Linked DNA regions of Homo sapiens: all the other regions are linked to region 3. A link is an interaction called in ENCODE POLR2A ChIA-PET data of the cell type or tissue named here. Cell type or tissue: HCT116. All regions are shown on one strand.

Region 1 (5,000 bases), 160 kb before region 3:
AAGGGACGGGTATTGGCGCCATGCTGTAAGAAGCACAGTGGCTTGGGAGGTATTGTGGTCAGCTCTGGAAAAGACAACCGCCATATTAGTAAATATTTATTGCAAACCTACTGTGAGCCAGGCACTAAACACTGGGAATCCAGACGTGAACCACAGACACCAGTCCCTGCCTCATGGAGCTGACATTCTAGTAGGGGAAGCCAGACCATCGAGCAAATAAATAAATGCAATGGCGCGTTAAGTGGAGGTGAGCGCTAAGGAGAACAAGCAGTCAAGGACCAGGGCAGGCAGGGAGAGGGCTGAGTGACAAGAGGGTCCTCTCCCCACATGTCTGGTCCCCTCTGCGGTGACGTCTGGGGATGAGACTCCAGGAGAGGGATAGCCTGAGCAGAGGCACTGAGGTGGGGGATGTCAGGGGCTTGGGCCACAACTCAGAAGCAGCAGAGCTGGAGTTGAGAGAGGGAGGAGAGTGCGAGGTGAGGGCGGTCAGGCAGTGGGGCCAGGACGGGCAGGTGGTCAGCCTTAGCGGGGACTTTGGCCTCTGCCTTGAGCAAAGCAGGGACTGTGGAGAGTTTTGAGCAGGAACAGAGAACCTCTCTCACTCTAAGAGCAGGACTGGATGTATAAGAACAGTTCTCCCCCACCACCATGGCCCACGTTAACCTATGTAACATGTAACAAACCTGCACATCCTGCACATGTACCCCGGAACTTAAAATAAAAATAATTTTTTTTAAAAAAAAGAACAATTCTCCCCAACCCCCAGCCTCTGCTTGCATGCCTCTAAGAATATGGGACTCACCCCTTCATTGCTTATCGGGTCTTTCTTGTCGTGAATGAACATAAGTCTCTTTGCTACGTCCCCCGCATTACAGTTGGGCTCTGGGGCCATTGAATGGATCTGTCACCATCCCTTGGTGTTTTAGGGGTGGATGCCTAACTCTCTGAGTCTTCACACTAAACCAATCCCACCCAGTTCTTTCCTCAGTCCATATACACGCGCCACTACCTCTTGAACGCTCACCATTTTGGTCATTTATATGTGTCCTTTTTCTAAACCAGGGGGTGGCGAACTACAGCCCAAAGGCCAAATCTGGCCCACCACTTCTTTGTGCAAATAAAGTTTTATTGGAACACAGCCACACCCATTCATTTACTGTTGTGCTTGGCCGCTTTTGTGCTATACTGGCAGAGTAGTTGAGTTACTACAGTGGAGACTGTATGACTCGCAAAGTTTAAAATATTTACCCTCTGGCCCTTTACAGAGGAAGTTTTCTGATGCTCTCCTAAATGTGTGTGCCTTAAGTTTCACCCCAATCACTCAGCTGCTGCTGAAAGCAGATTGGAAGGGGCAAGGAGGCCTATCAGAAGGCCAGGCTCTTAAAGATGAGCAGTAATAATCCCAAAGTATAATACTTTCACACATTTGCTATAAATTTGTGCAATTCAAATATTAATTCAGGCTGAGCACAGTGGCTCACGCCTGTAAATCCCAGTGTTTTGGGAGACCTAGGCACAAGGATTGCTTGAGCCCAGGAGCTTGAGACCAGCCTGGGCAATGTAGCCAGATCCTCTGTGTAAAAAAAAAAATTTTTTTTTTTTGGAGATTGAGTCTCACTCTGTCACCCAGGCTGGAGTGCGGTGACGCAATCTCAGCTCACTGCAACCTCTGCCTCCTGGGTTCAAGTGATTCTCCTGCCTCAGCCTCCTGAGTAGCTGGGATTACAGGCACGTACCACCATGCCCGGCTAATTTTGGTATTTTTAGTAGAGACAGGGTTTCACCATGTTGGTCAGGCTGGTCTCCCACTCCTGACCTCGTGATCCACCTGCCTCGGCCTTCCAAAGTGCTGGGATTACAGGCATGAGCTACCGTGCCTGGCCCAAAACAATTTTTTAAAAATTAGCCAAGCGTGGTGGTGTGCACCTGTAGTCCCAGCTACTCAGGGGGCTGAGGCAAGAGGATCGCTTGAACCCAGGAGTTGGAGGCTGTGGTGAGCTATGATCACGCCACTGAACTTTAGCCTGGAGCAAGACCCCGTGTCAATAAACAAATAAATAATAAAAAGATGAATTTATACAAACACATGTTTTAAAATTAGACTTTATGCCTAGTTCTCCATAAAGATTTCTATGACACGTCTCTGCTTGCGTAAATACATATTGCTGTGTGTTTTCGTGAATGACCACCCCAACACAGAAGGCCTGGAATCTTACCTTCAATCCTTCCGTTCCGCCTGTCGAACACCAGCTAGGAACAGAGCAGGGGGGCATCCTCAGGTGCAATTAAAAACCGCAGATTTTTAACTCTGAAAAATAACAACATTAAAAACCGCAGTGGGTGCAAGGCCCACAAAGGGCTGAGTGTCTGAGGCCTGGCGGCAGGGATTGGCCAACTCTGCACAAGAGAAGGCAAGAAAACCCAACCCCGCATGGCAGGGCCGGCCTCCCTGGGAAACTTGGACTTGCCCCCGACTTTCCGAAGCAGAGGTTTGCTCAGTCTCTGTGGTCGTGAAGCATGGAAGGCAATCTCTGAATTGTTTTCCAGAAAGAAACGGAGAAAACAAAAACTAAGTTGCAGTTTGAAAATATCTGCTTTGTTTTACTTAAAGAAAACAGGCAGCAGGACTCACATACTTAGATGGAGAGGCTAAAACAGGGAAGTCTTTTTTTTTTTTTTTTTTTTTTTTTTGAGATGGAGTTTTGTTCTTTTTGCCCAGGCTGGAGTGCAATGGCACGATCTTGGCTCACTGCAACCTCCACCTTCCGGGTTCAAGCGATTCTCCTGCCTCAGCCTCCCGAGTAGCTGGGATTACAGGCATGTGCCACCATGCCCGGCTAATTTTTGTATTTTTAGTAGAGATGGGGTTTCTCTATTTTAGTCAGGCTGGTGTCAAACTCCCGACCTCAGGTGATCCGCCTGCCTGGGCCTCCCAAAATGCTGGGATTACAGGCATGAGCCATTGTGCCTGGCCAAACAGGGAAGTCTTTACCTCTCTTCGATGGAAACTTCCAGAATCTGTATCCCTCGGTCACTAAACTGTGTGGCCTCTTCTGACCTCTCTTGCCTTTGGTTCTGGGTCCGTGTCTGTGTAATAGAAACTCCAGGCCCCCCCGCTTGACCCCCACCCAGGGCTGCTGGAAGGCTCGCTGAGAGGGTGAAGGTGGAAGTTCCAGGGGAAGTGACTGCCAGGTGTCCCAGCGTGGGGACTGTGCATGGAAGGACATTGGAGAAGGGAGTGGCTGGGATCCCAGGCATGGATCTTCTGGGTCATGGCCGCCCACCTGGGATGCAGAGATGCGGGGCAGTGTGTGGATACCACAGGTGTGCAAGCATCTTCTGGAAACTTGATTAGTGAAGTTGGTGTGTGAGGAGCTGAGAAAAAGAGCAGGGGGCCGGGAACGGTTGGCTCATGCCTGTAATCTCAGCGCTTTGGGAGACCAAGGTGGGAGAATTGCTTGAGCCCAGAAGTTGGAGACCACCCTGGGCGACATAGTGCGATCCTGTCTCTATGAAAAATGTAAAAATTAGCCAAGCATGATGCTGCATGCCTGTAGACCCAGCTACTTGGGAGGCTGAGATAGGAGGATTGCTTAAGACCAGTAATTTGAGACTGCACTCAGCTATGATGGTGCCACTGCACTCTAGCCTGGGTGACAGAGCAAGACTCTGTCTCTAAAATAAATAAATAGGCCAGGTATAGTGGCTCATGCCTGCAATCCCAGCACTTTGGGAGGCTGAGGTGGGCAGATCACCTGAGGTCAGGAGTTCGAGACCAGCTTGGCCAACACGGTGAAACACCGCCTCTACTAAAAACATAAAAATCAGCCGGGTGTGGTGGCGTGTGCTTGTAGTTCCAGCTACTTAGGAGGCTGAGGCATGAGAATGGCTTGAACCCTGGAAGCAGAGGTTGCAGTGAGCCAAGATCGTGCCATTGCACTCCAGCCTGGGTGGCAGAGCAAGACTGTGTCTCAAATAAAATAAAATAAAATAAATACATCGATAGACAGATATAGATAAATAGATAAAAAAGAAAGAGAGCAGAAAGTGCTACCAGGAGAGGAGAGGGCTGGGGACACCATAGAGGCTCAGCTATTGGACCTTCACCATGGGGGAGGAGGTGAGGGCACCAGGGACCAAGGGCACAGACTCCTCCACACCCAGGCCCTGTTCTGGGTTCAATGAGGGCAGCCTGACCTGCCTGCTCACCTCCCCCAAGGGTTCCCTGGGCACCCAGACCAATGCTGCCCAACATTTTCTGTGTCATGGCCCTGGCAGGGTGCCTGGGTGCTGGCACTGGGCCAGATCTCTTCTTCCTGCTCCAGAATGTGCCCAGGGTCACATTCGGTATGGAAAGGCAGCCGCCCCTGCCCAGGCCTCCCCAGCCTCAACCCTTGGTTGAGGTCATTTCCCTTTCTCATGCGTTCCATGAAAAATCTCTCCCTAGGTTAGCGGTCAGGCAGACCTTGCTCTGAACGAACCTCCTGGGAGAGATGGGAAGTGGAAAGCAGAATGCAGAGCTCTGGGTGGAGTTAGCTGAGCTGAGCTCGTTAGGTATCGCAGGACCCGGACATGACCTCGACAGGCTGAGCCCATGTCCTCTGAAACCACCTTGAATCTATTAGGCTAACTGGCCTCTAGCATTCTAGTTTTCCTTAATAACCACAAATAGATTACTTGTTTATTGACTAAAGTCAAAATATACAAGATAAATGTAGCAGATCTGGCAATGGAGGCCGGCTGCAGGGGCCACCTGGGAGTTCCAGACTGCCTTCTGAGGGAGCTGACCAGCTGAAGGGGCATAAGAACTCTCACGTCTAGCCATGAATCCAGGCATCCAGCCATTAATTCACCCATCCTTCCATTCTTCCTTCTCTAACCTCTTACATTGTTCCTTTCAGCCTTTCATTCTTCCATCAGTCCATCCAAACATCCATCCATCATTTCATCCTTTATTTCCTTTCATCCTTCCATTAATTTATCTCACTATTAATAGAATC
Region 2 (5,000 bases), 69 kb before region 3:
GCATTTTGGGAGGCAGAGGCAGGAGGATCACTTTAGCCCGGGAGTTCGAGACCAGTCTGGGCAACATAGTGAGATCCCTCCTCTATAAAAAATAAATAAACAAACAAATAAATAAAAACAATGGGCCAGGCATGGTGGCTCACGCCTGTAATCCCAGCACTTTGGGAGGCTGAGGTGGGTGGATCGTGAGGTCAGGAGATCAAGACCATCCTGGCTAGCCCAGTGAAACCCCATCTCTACTAAAAACACAAAAAATCAGCTGGGCGTGGTGGCACATACCTGTAGTCCCAGCTACTCAGGAGGCTGAGGCAGGAGAATTGCTTGAACCCGGGAGGCAGAGGTCGCAGTGAGCTGAGATCTTGCCACTGGACTCCAGCCTGGGCAACAGAGTGAGACTCCATCTCAAAAAAAAAACAAAAAAACAAAAAAACAAGGGAGAAAGGCAATTATACTGTAATATTTTAAAATAAAAAAGCTATAATGTATTAAATTTTGCTATATGCTAGACTCTATAAGAATACAATCAGAACAACATTACATTAAAGCCTCTTGGGTTCTGCCTTGACTCTCCAGCCAGGACCATTCCTCCAGGACCGAACCCTGCCATCAACTTGCTGACCTCCCCACCTCCCCCAAACCCGTGAGGAAAACTGATACACAGTCCTTTCTCTAGACTCCAATTCCTGTTACAGTTGATTGGTCCAAGGGTGGGCAGCTTAGCTAAACTGTACCAGAATCCTTTCTCAAAAATGAAACTGGAACTAGGTGTGGGGGCGTGCGCCTGTAGTCCCAGCTATTAGGGATGCTGAGGTGGGAGGAGTGCTTGAACCCAGGAGTTTGAGGCCAGCCAGAGCAACACAGTGAGACCTCATCTCTAAAAAAATAATAAAAATGACAAGTGTTGCAACTGGAACTGAGCCAGATTATCTCTGCCTGGCTAAAGCTGTAGGACGTAAAGCTTAGAAATCGTGCTGGCCACGTTTCCTGCTGTAGGGAAAAGCCAGACTGCAGGAAATGGGAAGGAAGGCAAGGCACGAGACAAGAGAGACAGAGTCTTGATGGAGGAGTGGGAGTCCTCAGTTCCAGAAAAGCCGAAGAAGCCACAGGACATCTGCCCTTCCATGGGCTTGGTTGTTAGCCTGTTCTTCCCCTCATGGGACTCAATTCTTCCACTGAAATAAGCGTTGAATGGTTGGGTGAAAACCAACATGGTCATGATATGTTTTATTTAATGCACTGCTAAATTAAGTTTAATATTTAGATTTGTATATTTTTGCATCTATGTACATAAGACCAGCCTGTAATTTTTTTTCCTTCTTCTGTTCTTGTGTGGTAATTGGTCTTAATATAAGCTCTTTTTTTTAAATTCTATTTTTCTGGAAGAATTTATCAAGAATAGGTAAAAAGTCACAGTGTGATTTTTTTTAAATTCTCTGGGATAATTGTTTTGTTTTCAGTAGTGCTTTATCTATTAGTTCAAAACAGAGGACTCCATATGGTATGGAGCTTAAAACAACCACTATTTTATTTTATCTCGTGATTTTGTGGGTGAAGAATTCAAGCAGAGTTCAGCTGGATGGTTCTTCCACTCTGTGTAGGTCAACTGAGGCTACCTGGTGTTATTCAGCTGGTGAATGACCTCGTCTAGAGGATCCAAAATGGCCTCGCTTACATGTCTGGCACCTGGATGGGGATGGCAGAAAGAATGGCCCAGTTGGCCAGGTGCAGTGGCTCATGCTTATAATCCCAGCCCTTTGGGAGGCCAAGGTGGGTGGATCACTTGAGGCCAGGCATTCAAGACCAGTCTGGGCAACATGGCAAAACCCTGTCTCTACTAAAAATACAAAAAAAAAAAAAATAGCTGGGTGTGTTAGCACGCGCCTGTAATCCCAGCTACTTGGGAGGCTGAGGTGGGAGAATTGGTTGAACCTGGGAGGCGGAGGTTGCGGTAAGCCAAGATCGCGCCACTGCACTCCAGCCTGGGCGACACAGTGAGACTCCATATCAAAAAAAAAAAAAAAAAAAAATTATGGGACAAAGATTTCCCTCATTCAGTGGGAAAGTAACATCATTTTATAAGCATCCATCACAAATACATATACTTTAAACTACTGCTTCAATTTCTTGAACAGTTTATTTTAAATTTTCGATTTCTACTTGAGTCCATTTTCTAGGAAATTTAGGAAATTGTCCATTTTATGCATCTTCATATTTACTAGCATCAATCTTTTCTTTTCTTTTCTTATTTTTTTTTTTACACAGAGGGGGTGTAGCTATATTGCCCAGGCTAGTCTCAAACTCCTGGCCTCAAGCTATTCTCCCACATCAGCATCCCATCGTGCTGGGATTACAGGCATGAGCCACTGCGCTTGGCCACATCAACTTTTTAATAATACACTTAAAAAAAAAATCTCTGGTTTATGATTGCACTACTGCACTCCAGCCTGGATGACAGAACAAGACCCTGTCTCTAAAACAAACAAACAAAAAGAACCATTTTTTAAAAAATCAGCACTCCCTGAAGTTTGTCTAATAATCTTTTTTTCACTTGAAACACCAGAAATTAGATTTTATTTTAAAGCTATAATAATTAAACAGCATATGAGTGAATGCAATAATAGGAGAAAATAATCAATGATACATGAAACATCGCCTGCAATATAAGCAGGTTCCAGGATAACATTAGGTTTCTGTAATGTTCTCATCACTTTCTTGACTTTAAAAAAAATTGTGGTAAAACATATAAAATTAATCATTTTAACCATTGTTAAGTATACAGCTCGGTGACATTAAGTATATTCACACTGTTGTGCAGCCATCACCACCATCCATCTCCACAAGTTTGCTTTTTTTTGTTTTTGTTTTTGTCTCTTGTCACCCAGACTGGTGTGCAGTGGTGTGATCTTGGCTCACTGCAACTTCTGCCTCCTGGGTTCAAGCGATTCTCCCACCTCAGCCTCCCAAGTAGCTGGGACTACAGGCATGTGCCACCATGCTTGGCTAATTTTTGTATTTCTAGTAGAGACAGGGTTTCACTGTGTTGGCCAGGCTGGTCTTGAACTCTTGACCTCAGGTGATCCACCCACCCCAGCCTCCCAAAGTGCTGGGATTACAGGTTTGAGCCACTGCAGCCGGCCCAGAAGTTTTTCATTCTACAAAACTGAAACTCTATACCCATCAAACAATAACGCCTCATTCCCTTGTCTGTGGCAACCATCCATTCTACTTTCTGTGTGAATTTCACTACCCTAAGTACTTCATATAAATGGAATCATACAGTATTTGTTTTGTTGTGCCTGGCTTATTTCACTTAGCCTGTCTTCAAGATTCATCCGCATTGTAGCATGTGTCAGAATTCCCTTACTTTTAAAGGCTGAATAATATTCTCTTCTATGTCTGTACCATATTTTATCTTTCCTTCCGTCAGTGGACATTTGGGTGCTTCCACCTTTGCCTATTTCGAAAAATGTTGCTATGAATATAAGTGTACAAATATCTATTTAAGTCCCTGCTTTCAATTCTTTTGGGTCTGTAACCAGAATTGGAATTGCTGGATCATATGGTAATTCCATGTTTAATTTTTTTGACAAACTGCCATGCTTTTTGTAAAAGAGCCCACTTTTTGTCTGTGTCGATCTTCTTTGTTTTGTTTCTCATTAATTTCTGTGGTTATCCTTGATACTTTCCTTCTACTTTCTTTGAGCTTATTCTATTCTTTTGCTAGCCTAAGTTGGATGCTTAGCTTATTTATTTTTAGCCTTTCTACTTTTCCATTATAAGCATTTTAAGGCTATAAATTTTTTTTTTTAGATGGAGTCTTGCTCTGTTGCCCAGGCTGGAGAGCAGCGGCACAATCTCAGATCACTGCAACCTCCACTGCCCAGGTTCAAGCGATTCTCATGCCTCAGCCTCCTGAGTAGCTGGGACTACAGGTGCCTGCCACCACACCCAGCTAATTTTTGTGTTTTGAGTAGAAACAAGGTTTCACCTTGTTGGCCAGGCTGGTCTCGAACTCCTGACCTCAGGTGATCCACCCACCTTGGCCTCCCAAAGTGCTGGGATTACAGGCATGAGCCGCCACACCCGGCCAAGGCTATACATTTCTAAGTACTGCTTAAGTTGTACCTCATTTTGAAATGTAGAATTTTCTTTCATTCAATCCTAAATATTTTCTAGATTTTCGTTATGATTTCTTCTTACCCATGTGTTATTAGAAGTGGATTTTAATTTTCTAAACAGTTATTTTTAAAGTTGTATTTTTGGAATTATTTTCTAGGTCAATATGATAGGATTTTTAAAGTAGTTGTTGAGATTTACCCTATGATCTAACAGGTAGTCAATCCTAATTATCTATTTAATTAATATCTTCTTAATTGATATTTGTTAGTAACTTTATTACACTAATATCATTAATTTGTTGTTTATATAATTATATATTTGTATTTACAATTATATATTATAACCACATAGTTATATTGTTTATTAATTTGTGATTAATAATAGTGCTGATTAATATTTAATATTTCAAATGTGCATTCTCTACTTGCTGGGTCTAATGTTCTATGTATATACAAGAGATCAAACTTGTTAATTCTGTGGTTCAAATCTTCTATTGTCTGGTTGATTTCTCAATTACCAGAAGTATATTAAAATCTCTATAATAATGGATTTCTTATTCTTACCATTGTTAATTCTTACTTGATGCATTTTCATGCTATGCCTGCATCAGTTCTTACATATTAAAGTTGGTATATGTTGTAGGCCAGGCATGGTGGCTCATACCTGTAATCCCAACACTTTGGAAGGCAGAGGCAGGCAGATCACTTGAGGCCAGGAGTTCGAGACCAGCCCGGCCAACATGGCAAAACCCCATCTCTACTAAAAATACAAAAATTAGCTGGGTGTGGTGGCACATGCCAGTAATTCCAGGATTTGAACACAGATGTTTGAATACACAGCCTGGGTAAATTTCACTACATCTTGTTGATTTCTCTCAAAGA
Region 3 (5,000 bases):
TCCAGAACCTCTTTGCTGCATGGAGGCAGTGTGAGTCGAAGTCGAAATAGCACGTCTCTTTGCTGTTCTAGATTCTCTGCCTAAATCACTCCCTTGACAGCTGGAGCATCAGTGTCTATTGACCCTGTAACCTGTACTCAGATGGGAACTCTTTGGTAACTGCTCTCCTAAGAGAGGTAAGGGAAAACAATATGGTTAGTTTCCAAAATATCTGGGGCTGTCGTCCACCTTGTTCAAGAAATCGTAACTCTGACATTTGGATTTGGGGAATTCATCAGTTCTGACTGGGAGCAAAGTGACACACCTATTCCAGACACTGAGATGGGAGGTCTCTCTGAATCTTCCCTCAGTCTCCCTCCCAGGCCGTTGCCACCTTCCCGAAGGGTCTGGTGGTCTGGTGGTCCTTGGACAGGCCACGTAGAACACTGCATGGGTCCAGGCTGGGACTGACCATGCCATATGAACCCCAGATATGAATGCTAGTCATGACTCTCAGAACCTACACCCTCTGTTCACTATATATAACCTACACTTATCTGAAGAACCCGGAAAGTAGACACGTTAGAATGCATTATTTTGGTATTTCTGGGCAGAGAGGTTTATTTGCTAAAATAACTTTCTGTGTCAGTTTCAGAGGCCAAAAGCAATCTTTACTTCCCAAGGGCTACATAGCCTTTGGAACCCATTAGGATGGTTATGGCATAATAGGCCTAAAAGACTGTCACTCTCCAGAACTTGCAAAAACTGGAATTATTTTATTTTATTTATTTATTCATTTTATTTTTTTATTTTAATTTATTTTATTTATTTATTTATTTTATACTCACTCTGCTGCCCAGGCTAGTGACACAGTCATAGCTTACTGCAGCCTCGAACTCCTGGCCTCAAGGAATGCCTCGTCTTTGACCTCCCAAAGTCTGTCATTTGTTTATTTATGTATGAAGAGTCTTGCTCTGTCACCCAGTCTGGAGTGCAGTGGTGCGATCTCAGCTCACTGCAACCTCCGCCTCCCGGTTCGAGCGATTCTCCTGCCTCCGCCTCCTGAGTAGCTGGGATTACAGGCTTGCGCCACCATGCCCAGCTAATTTTTCTATTTTTTGGTAAAGACGGGGTTTCACCATGTTGGCCAGGCTGGTCTCCAATTCCTGACTTCAAGTGATCTGCCCACCTTGGCCTCCCAAAGTGCTGGGATTACAGGTGTGAGCCACCATGCCCAGCCATATGCATATCTGATTGCCTCCTTTGAAACGGCTAATCAGAAACTCAAAAGAATGCAGCCATTTGTGTCTCACCTATCTGTGACCTGGAAGCTCCCTCCCTGTTTCCTGCCTTTGCTTCATGTTGTTCTGCCTTTCCAGATGGAGCCAATATACTTCTTACATATACTGATTGATATCTCGTGTCTCCCTAAAATGTATAAAGCCAAGTAGGCCGGGCGCGGTGGCTCCCCAGCACTTTGGGAGGCCGAGGCGGGCGGATCACGAGGTCAGGAGATTGAGACCATCCTGGCTAACACGGTGAAACCCCGTCTCTACTAAAAATACAAAAAATTAGCCGGGCATGGTGGTGGGCGCCTGTAGTCCCAGCTACTCAGGAGGCTGAGGCAGGAGAATGGTGTGAACCCGGGAGGCGGAGCTTGCAGTGAGCCGAGACTGAGCCACTGCACTCCAGCCTGGGTGACAGAGCGAGACTCCATCTCAAAAAGAAAAAAAAAAAAAGCCAAGCTGTGTCCCGACCACCTTGGGCACATGTCATCAGGACTTCCCAAGGCTGTGTCACAGGCGCATCCTCAACCTTGACAAAATAAACTTTCTAAATTAACTGAGACCTGTCTCAGATTTCCTGGGTCCACAACAGTAAGACTTGAAGCCAAAGATTTTTCTCCTTGGCCCCAAAAAAGCAAATGATCCAAACCTGCCTTGGTTCTGCTCAGCTGGAGGAACCAGGGTCAGCTGGGTGGGAACCTGTCCTGAGTGAGGAGTTCCTGGAGGATCTTACACAGGCCTCATCAAAGGGAGAGGTTTAAGTCAAGGAGGACGCAGGGAAGGAGCTCAAGCCTCAAACTCCCAGGCTCAAGCCATCCTCCCACCTCAGCCTCCTGAGTAGTTGGGACTTTTAAATTCTTTGTAGAGAAGGGGGTTTCACTCCCATTTCTGAGCATGCTGTTTTCAATGTGGACTTCATGAGCAAGAAAATTCATCTGACTGAGAATGGGATAAGGGCAGATATACAATAATCTACCTGGTTCATTAAACTCACGCAAGTTGGAGATTTATCCGGGTTTCTAGGAATACTACTACTCTCATTGTGTCTACTGATTGGCTATCAGAACCTTAGGCTGGACTTAAATAGATTGGTTTCATTTCTAACCATCCAATTCTGCATGTAATCATAATTCTACCCTAAGTCATCTTTGATTTCTGGACCTAATAAATTTTTTCCCCTTATTAAAAAAAAAAAGCCAGGTGTGTTGGCTCATGCCTGTAATCCCAGCACTTTGGGAGGCTGAGGCACGAGGATAACCTGAGGCCAGGAGTTCAAGATCAGTCTGGCCAACATGGTGAAACCCCGTCTCTACTAAAAATACAAAAATGAGCTGGGTGTGGTGGCGGGCACCTGTAATCCCAGTACTCAGGAGGCTGAGGCAGGAGAATTGCTTGAACCTGGGAGGCAAAGGTTGCAGTGAGCTGAGATAGTGCCACTCCACTCCAGCCTGGGCAACAAGAGCGAAACTCCGTCTCAAAAAAAAAAAAAAAAAAGAAAGACAAGTGGGTTATGTTGCCCAGGCTGGTCTTGAACCCCTGGGCTCAAGCTAAAATGCTGGGTTTGCCTCTCTAATCACTGGGATTAAAGGTATGAGTCGCCACACCTGTCCTGAAACACTTTCCTTTCAAGTGGCACATTTTTTTCCTTTTGTTTTTTATTGGCACATTTTAAATACCTGTAGGTCTAGGACCACCAGGCAGAGTGGGCTGAACAGACTGGAAGAAACCTTCAGTCCAGGGACTACTTGGAATCCCTGTGGCTGTGTGTTTACCACAGTCAGGCCAGCAGGGCTTGCAGGTGCTGAATTTGGACTCCCACTGAGCCCATTTGCGGCTTCTGTCACCTTGCCAACGGCTCCTCCTCGCTCCCCACTGCTCTAGTAGTGATTCTGGAAGCAGCCCAATGAGGCCTCCTCTAACCTTTCTTTGCCTCAGCCTCACCTCCCTGTGAGTTTTACAGCAGGGACCATGTTCCAGTGGCATGCCCCTCCTGGTAATGACACAGGGTTTCCAGGAGATTAAAACCTCCCCCAGGGGCATGTCATCTCGGTGTTATATGCTCTCAACCCCTAGAGCCCAGGACAGTGCTAGGAATCTTGTCAGGGCTATATAAAATAAATAGGAGGGCCGGGTGTGGTGGCTCACGCCTGTAATCCCAGCACTTTGGGAGGCTGAGGCGGGTGGATCATGAGGTCAGGAGTTCGAGACCATCCTGCTGAACACGGTGAAACCTCATCTCTATTAAAAATACAAAAAAATTAGCCAGGTATGGTGGCAGGCGCCTGTAGTCCCAGCTATACAGGAGGCTGAGGCAAGAGAATGGCGTGAACCCAGGAGGCGGAGCTTGCAATGAGCTGAGATGGCTCCAATGCACTCCAGCCAGGGCGACAGAGGGAGACTCCATCTCCAATAAATAAATGAATAAATAAATAAAATAAATAGGAAAAGAAATCAAATGCATGGACACATTGAGGTATTGGTGCATAGCATAGCAATCACTGCTGGCACTTTGAAAGGTTTGTAGGATGATATGACACAATGTCAGTCCTGTCAAAATCTCAGCTTCCTCTTGCTAATACACTGGATCCTAGAGATTCTTGCTTTTGAGCTGTGTGGATAAGGATGGCTTGCTATGACTTGTACAGTGACTCAAAGGCAGAAGACCAGGATTTCCCATGCATTCTGGTTGTGAAAGGTTCACTTCTGGAAGGTTATTCACAAGCTCACAAACATGGAAACCAATGTTGCTGGCTGGCACATGAGAGATACTAATTTAGTCTTTTGTCTTTATTACGTGATCCCATTTAAAAGAAAATCTCCCCAGCACTGTTTATCTGCTTTCTCAGAGTCTCATGCTGTGATGCATAAAGTTTACAGTAATTGAAAAAGTAACGACTAACACCCAAGGTGGTAAATAAATCACCAAGTTCACTAATTCAAAGCACTGAACATCCATTTGTAGAACACTACAGCACGATGTAAAATAACATTACCCCACAGCATAAAAACGGGAAAGTGGGAATTAATTTTCTTTTAATTTTTAATGCACTTTGGCTGATAAAGATATTAAACATTAACAAAATTTAACATATACGCTGGCATTTATTAAACCACTGACTTGCAAGCAAAATAAGCGACATGTATTTTTAAAGCATTAAAGATTCCCTGCTGATAATTAGCTTGAAGGTCAAGGAGGAAACCATTATCAGCATATTCTGCAGAATCCCCTGTAGATTATACAGCCCATATGCTGAGGGAATGTGAAAAGTTGCAATCAGCTGCTTGATACTCCTGAGAGATGTTGAAAGACATTATGCTCTCACTAGTTCTGATGAATCCGTTAGCTAAACATTTGAGGATAGTGAAAAATAAGGGGGTGAATTTCCATCCTCGATGCCACCTTTCAGTCTAACATGGAAAGATCTGTGTCTTCTGCTTAAGCCAATCAAGCTGCATTGTGGAGGTTCTGTCCATGACATAAGCATCTCTAATGAGGCAGGATGGAGAACTGCACTAGGAATGTTGCTTCGTCTAAATGACTGTCACCACCATGCAACATTTCATTGCTGAGGTCTTTGAATTTAAGGGCCCTGACTTGAATTTTGATTCTTTCTATACAAAAACGCCTTCAAAATAAGAAGCAAATAGGGATGATTTTTCACTAAGGGAAAGCGATGTCATGCCTGGGACTGAATTAGTTGGTAAACCAATCAGGTACAATACCAATATGTGCTG

The links. ChIA-PET counts read pairs that join two places held together with the same protein. Peaks named below come from ENCODE experiments on the same cell type or tissue, not always from the same donor. Only the 100,000 strongest peaks of a DNase experiment are listed, where the experiment ranks them.
Region 1: POLR2A ChIA-PET joins it to region 3 with 5 read pairs; 3 of 35 experiments call an interaction of 5 or more read pairs at or near these places.
Region 2: POLR2A ChIA-PET joins it to region 3 with 5 read pairs; 6 of 35 experiments call an interaction of 5 or more read pairs at or near these places.

What each region holds. Positions count from the first base shown.
Region 1 is chr14:90,503,072-90,508,071 of GRCh38, reverse strand. LOC124903359 (a long non-coding RNA gene) reads right to left here and starts at 2,328. Exons shown (of 2, transcript XR_007064301.1): 1 at 2,217-2,328; 2 at 1-64. In HCT116, no CTCF peak of the experiment used is centred here; no DNase peak of the experiment used is centred here.
Region 2 is chr14:90,412,818-90,417,817 of GRCh38, reverse strand. No RefSeq gene overlaps it. Among named protein-coding and RNA genes, the nearest start is that of CALM1, 18 kb to the right of the region's middle. In HCT116, no CTCF peak of the experiment used is centred here; no DNase peak of the experiment used is centred here.
Region 3 is chr14:90,344,242-90,349,241 of GRCh38, reverse strand. No RefSeq gene overlaps it. Among named protein-coding and RNA genes, the nearest start is that of NRDE2, 15 kb to the right of the region's middle. In HCT116, no CTCF peak of the experiment used is centred here; a DNase peak (open chromatin) is centred at 3,091.